2 separate regions of the Homo sapiens genome follow, and region 2 is linked to region 1. Evidence: read pairs that join two places in POLR2A ChIA-PET (ENCODE). Cell type or tissue: MCF 10A. All regions are shown on one strand. Links, peaks and the distances in the headings refer to the core of each region. The heading gives the core; the rest is flanking DNA.

The links. Peaks named below come from ENCODE experiments on the same cell type or tissue, not always from the same donor. Only the 100,000 strongest peaks of a DNase experiment are listed, where the experiment ranks them.
Region 2: POLR2A ChIA-PET joins it to region 1 with 10 read pairs; 3 of 35 experiments call an interaction of 5 or more read pairs at or near these places.

Annotation. Positions count from the first base shown.
Region 1 is chr2:152,465,390-152,468,313 of GRCh38, forward strand. All of the region lies in intron 1 of FMNL2 (formin like 2), which reads left to right. Among named protein-coding and RNA genes, the nearest start is that of FMNL2, 130 kb to the left of the region's middle. In MCF 10A, for the core only: no CTCF peak of the experiment used is centred there; DNase peaks (open chromatin) are centred at 332, 852 and 1,672.
Region 2 is chr2:152,571,859-152,574,782 of GRCh38, forward strand. All of the region lies in intron 6 of FMNL2 (formin like 2), which reads left to right. Among named protein-coding and RNA genes, the nearest start is that of PRPF40A, 140 kb to the right of the region's middle. In MCF 10A, for the core only: no CTCF peak of the experiment used is centred there; a DNase peak (open chromatin) is centred at 1,553.

The sequences.
Region 1 (2,924 bases), core at 294-2,793:
ACTTGGCTGGGATGTTCCTGGTCAGTGGGCTATTTGGGCAAAGTGGTTAAAGTGGGACAAAGGCACAGGGAAGGAATCCATGGAGGGAAGGGGAGAAATGGCTCCTTTAGTATCTTGAATGAGGCTTTTGGATGTGAGTCCAGGTACAGTGCTATAGTTTAATTGCTTTTGCTTCTGTTTCTTTAAGGATACATTGCACTTAAACCCCAGTAATTATTCCAGATTTTGTTAGTGGATATATCCCCACCCCCCATCTGGCTCAAGCTAAGCAGTTGGCATAAGTAGGGGAACAGAAGGCTCAGAATTGTCCACTGGAAGTACTCGGCTTTTCTTTGGAGAGATCAGGTTTCTTCCATGGGAAAATGATGTCAACACACTTATCTTAGCACTTTGCCTCGAGGGCACCTGTGGGCTTGCGCCTAGAGCAAAGGAAAGGGGTTCCCTAAAACTTCCTTTCTGTTTTGGGAACATGGAGATGTGATAGAATATCCCTGATAAAAGCATCAGTTTATGGTGGAGGTGAGAGTTTATGACCAGGACCAGAAAGTTGCTAGAAAGGTTGCTAAGTGGAGAATTATGGTTGGTTATTTTCAGGAAGCAACTTAATGTTGTGGGAAGAAGCACTGGACTAGGATTTGGGAAATTTGAGGTCTAATCTTGATTTTACCTTAACTAATAAGATGATCTTGATCTTTCTGAGCCATGGTTTCCTAACAGGCAAATAAGGAGACTGGTTAGGAGACTCAAGAGAGCATATAGCAGGTGTGGTAAACCATGCAGCACTTTATAGTGTGAGGACTGTCTGAACCCTGTCACTTGGCGCCTCCATCCGGACACCACGTGTGCCCTCCTGCCCGCTGCGGGGGAGGACATGCCCCTGATGGGTCTGGGCTGCACTGGCCTCTGGGTGACTCATTGGCGTTTTGTAAACCACCTTATCTTTGAAGAAAATGTTTTCCACTACTAGTAAAATTTCTTTCTTTTCTGTCTTTATTTGTTTCTCTTTAAAGTTTTCTTAAACTGAGCTAACTTCAAAGAAGTATCTGGAATTCTCTTCTTCCTCCTTAACCACTTATAGCCCCCTTATCCCCAGTCATCATTGTAGTATATCTAATTGTTGGTGGATATAATGTGGGCCACTTTGGATTTGAGTAGTCAAAATCAGAGCCTGGCTAGTAATTGGGTTTGAAGGAGAGTTGAGCTGAAGTCATCTCATGAAACAAAAATGGCAAAAGACCATCCTATTAACACTGGACTTCCTTTGTCTTCCTTCATAAGATCCCTCAGGCTTTCCTTAGTATTAAGGAGCAGGGGGAGAAGACGGTGGCATATACTGCCCTTTAAATATGGCATTTCTGAACTTAGCTCTCCTTGTACTTTATCAAGTGAGTTGTCTTCCTCTCTCAACTAGATCCAAAGAAACATGGCAGCCTCTGCAGTCCCCGTGAAGTGCTGTGAGTGGGATGCCAGCAATAAAATCATGTCTTTCTATGGATTTTTGGTTGGTGTTCTAAGGCTTGCCGCTTCTCTTCCTAATAAGCCTGCACCGATTTTGTCCCTGAAGATTTGAGGCTGTGAAATATTCTTCCTTCTTCCTGCCTCCTCCAGTCTGGGAAGCTTCACTTATAGCCAGAGGGCTGAGTGAGGTACAGCTACTCCTACAATGAGGCAAGCCTTAGTGTTCTTGGCTTGCTTCACTGTGTTTCTGACACTGCCTTACCTTAACTCTTGAGTAAGCCCCGTTTCCTGGGCAGAATCTCACTTCTCCTTTCTTGCTGGTCATTTGGCTCTTTTTTTTCTGACAAGAGCTGGATCTTGCTTGTTTACCATCTACCCCAGCACCTTATTCTTTTTTCTTGGAAGTGCCAACATATTCCTCTACGTGCTGAACCTGTTCAGTAATTCTTGTTGGATTGTCATTCCTTTGGCAAACTGAAATGAAACACACAAATCTCAAAATAGATGTAACCAGACTCCTCAAACTTAATAAATACCGTATGTGCTTACACTAGGAATCTTGCTTGTCCCGTTTGTTAACGGGTACTTCACCCCACTCTCCTGCCTCCTGCTTCTTCCCTCGGCCCCTGTTTCCTACAAATCGAAGGCTGACAGAGCTTTTCCCCTGTGAATGCTGCTGACTTTACCAGCAGCTCATCCTGTGTAGTTACGCTGCATCTTTTGATGCCGTGCACTCGTTTGGATAGTATATGCTGTTTAAGGAACTGTCTGTGCTTGTATTATTTTGTTTGTGGAGGATGTAAATGATATAGGGTTAATTCTGATTGCCATCTTCATAGTGAGCTCGCTGTGGACTTTATCAGTATGTACACAGCATATGCATGTGTGCACACAATAGGTTTTGCCATGGAGTGCTTCTTTCTTCCGAGAGCAGGCCTGGTCAACTGTTGATGCAAGCAACAACATTTGTTTATTGAGTTCTTAATCTGCCAGGCACTGTGCTAAGCTATGTGTGTTTTAGCTCATTTAATTGTCAAAATAACTTGGTTAGGTAGGTACTGTTGTCATCATCACCCCATTTTAGGAGGACCTGAAGCATGGAGTTGTTAAGCTACTTGCAAGTGATCAGAAGATCTGGATTTTCAAGCTGGGCAGTTGGCCTCCAGAGCTCAGGCTCTTACCCATTTCTAAATCACTGCTCCTAAGTTGCTAAGGCAAATGATTGAACCAGGAATTGGTTTAGCCCCTGAATGACAAAGCATAGAGTAGTCATGGCTTCAGTGTAGCACTGATACCTTTATTTGAGGGATTCTGAAGAATTCTGACTTTATTACAGCCCTTGAGGCCTTTGATTAAGAAACTAATTCCCCTGATACATAATGAGATTTCTCTCTTGTTTCCTCAAAAGTGAGTGTGTATAGATCTAGGGCTGTGCCGTCCGATACAGGAACCACCAGCCTTTGAGG
Region 2 (2,924 bases), core at 298-2,797, 110 kb after region 1:
CGGTTTGAATGTTAATTGGTGACGGATTACTGCTGTGATTTTTTTTTCAATCTTAAGTGAATCGGTGTGACATTTATTTAGTAGAGTTTTGGGGCACTAATCAATTAGCCTCATCTTTTTTTCTGTGGAAACTGTTTGCCACTGAATTCAGCCTTATTGTTATCTAGGTGGACATTTGCAACACCAGGTAGTAAGATTTTCAAAGCTGAGTTTTTCTAATGATATTTGGTTCTTCAGTCCTGTGTATTGTGGAGGGATTTGGTCTCATCACAGAAATCTGCAAATGTGCTTCATCGGGTAGATCAGGACCAGCTCTCCATCTAAAAAGGCCTTCTAGGAGACATCCTACAGGGTGACTGAGGAAGAGTGTGATGATCCCCTTATCTAGTTAGCTCTCTATCTTAAGGTCTAAACCTAGACCATCTCAGTAATGTTTAGCATAAACAATAGGTACTTAGTAAAGCCAACTTTGGGGCTTAAAAAAGAGATTTGGTTTGATTTCCTGTGGCTGGTGAGCACCAGAGGCCATTTCCTCTAGATTGCTTACCTTGTCTAGGTGTTCTTGTTGTGGTAAAGTGGCTAATATCTTGTAAATCCTCATTCTGTTGCTGTTTTAGGGTCAGTAAAGCCATCTCCTCAGGGAAGTGGTTATTAGATAGTGTGAGCTTCTGCAGGGCGCAGTGGCTCATGCTTTTAATCCCAGCACTTTGGGAGGCCAGGAATTCGATACCCACCTGGGCAACAGAGCAAGACCCTGTCTCTACAAAAAAAAATTTTTTTTAATTAACTGGGCATTGTCTCTTGAGCCCAGGAATCTGAGGCTGCAGGGAGCCGTGATCATGGTACTGCACTTCAGCCTGGGTGACAAAGTGAGACCCTTGTCTCCAAAAAATACATGGTATCAACATCATGCGTTGGAGCTGAATTCAAAACCTGTTTTTTTTTTTTTTTAAAGTAGTCATTTACTCACATGGTAATTAAAGCAAAGAAACCAAATATACAGTTACAAAAATTGTCAGATTCCATAAAATATGCATGATGAAGAATTGATTAATGTACATGCTAACCCATGGCACAGTCCCTAAAATCTAGTCTTGTATGTTTAAGATCATCCTAAGTTGAGTCCTTTGAAAGTAAATTTTCAGAGGTAAAGAATTATGACATTTCTCAGGGTGCATTTATTTAGTGAGAGGAAATCCTTTTAAAATGATTCTAAAATATAGAGCAAAATTTCCTATTAAGTCAAAAAACATCCTCACTTTCCTAATAAGTGTCATATATAGAATAAAGATTTAAAAAGAGAAACTTGCTTACCAAGGTATTGGCCACTGTGTTCTGTAAGAGATGCCTATATGCTGCTGTTTTTGACAAACTAAGCCTTAATTCACCATGATGAAATAATTATTCAGGGTGAGAAATGACACCTATCTAGGACTGAAGCAGAAAATGCTGCCAGGATGACAGGATGTGAACATTTGATAAAGAACTAGCCAGCACAGACAGCTGTAGGCGGTAGCTTTTTCACATGATCACCCAGCAGATTGTTGATGAGTCAGGTTGATGATGAGCAACTCGTGGAAAGTGACTGTCCTAAATCGCAGTGAGGAGACTTCTGGTTTTGCCTGGTCTCATCTCATCCCTTATTTGCTATGTAGATGTAATGTCTCTGGGCTTCCGTTTTCTTAACTGTATCAAGAAAGGATTAGAGTAAATGATACCATAGCTCTTCAGTGCTATGATTTTGTTGTTGCTGTTATTGGTCGTGATGGAGGTTTTTAAATTTATAATGTTATTATTTTAGACATACAAGTTCAGATACTACCTTTTATTACTACTCTATTTTTATATAAACAAATAATTGGAGAAAATAATTTTTAAACCAAATACCATACATTTTAGAAAAACTTTAGCTCTATTGTTTTTGAGCATAGAATACAACTAATAAACAAGTTTCTCATTTTTTTATTGACATTTATATATTGCGTATTTTCTAAAGTCTTTAAATGTTAATAAGTATGTATGTGTTATGTCATATTAAATGTATTTTAAGTGTTGATCCAGAAAATGTATTTGAGATTAGCTATCTACTGCAACAAATAGAAGCCCTTTGTGTTAATGTTTGGGAAGTAGAATATTATTCTAATTAATTTTGTTGCTTTCTACACTCCATAAAATAATGACAGGGACATTTTAGCTTCTTAGAAAGAGACTATTGCAATATAGATCAAGAACTGGATCAGTAAATAAAAAGAAAGAATGTGCTACATTACTTTACACCTCTTAAGAAACACAAATAAGGCTGGGCACGGTGGCTAACGCCTGTAACCCCAGCACTTCGGGAGGCCGAGGTAGGTGGATCACGAGATCAAGAGATGGAGAGCATCCTGGCCAACATGGGGAAACTCCATCTCTACTAAAAATACAAAAATTAGCGGGGCATGGTGGTACACACCTGTAGTCCGAGCTACTCGGGAGGCTGAGGCAGGAGAATCGCTTGAACCTGGGAGGTGGAGGTTGCAGTGAGCTGAGGTCGTGCCACTGCACGCCAGCCTGGTGACAGAGCGAGACTCTGTCTCAAAAAAAAAAAAAAAAAAAAGAAAAGAAACAGATGTGTAAGGTTTGTCTACTTGCTGGAATAATGAAACTGTATTAATATTTCAAAGTGATGCAGAAATATGACACTGTAGAGAATAACCTCTCCCATTTTCCTTAGAGACTGGTTTTCATTAGTGTATCTTCTCAATCATTGCTGCATATGAATACAATTTAACAAAAGGCAGTTGATTCCATTCAAATTACTCTTTCTTTTTAAAACTTAGATTACTTTGTTTTACACTGGAAGCTATTGCTATCAACTAAAAATGAAAACTCTTTCTAGTAAACAGTCATGTACTTAACAAGTGATTCCATTAAAGAAATTCAAG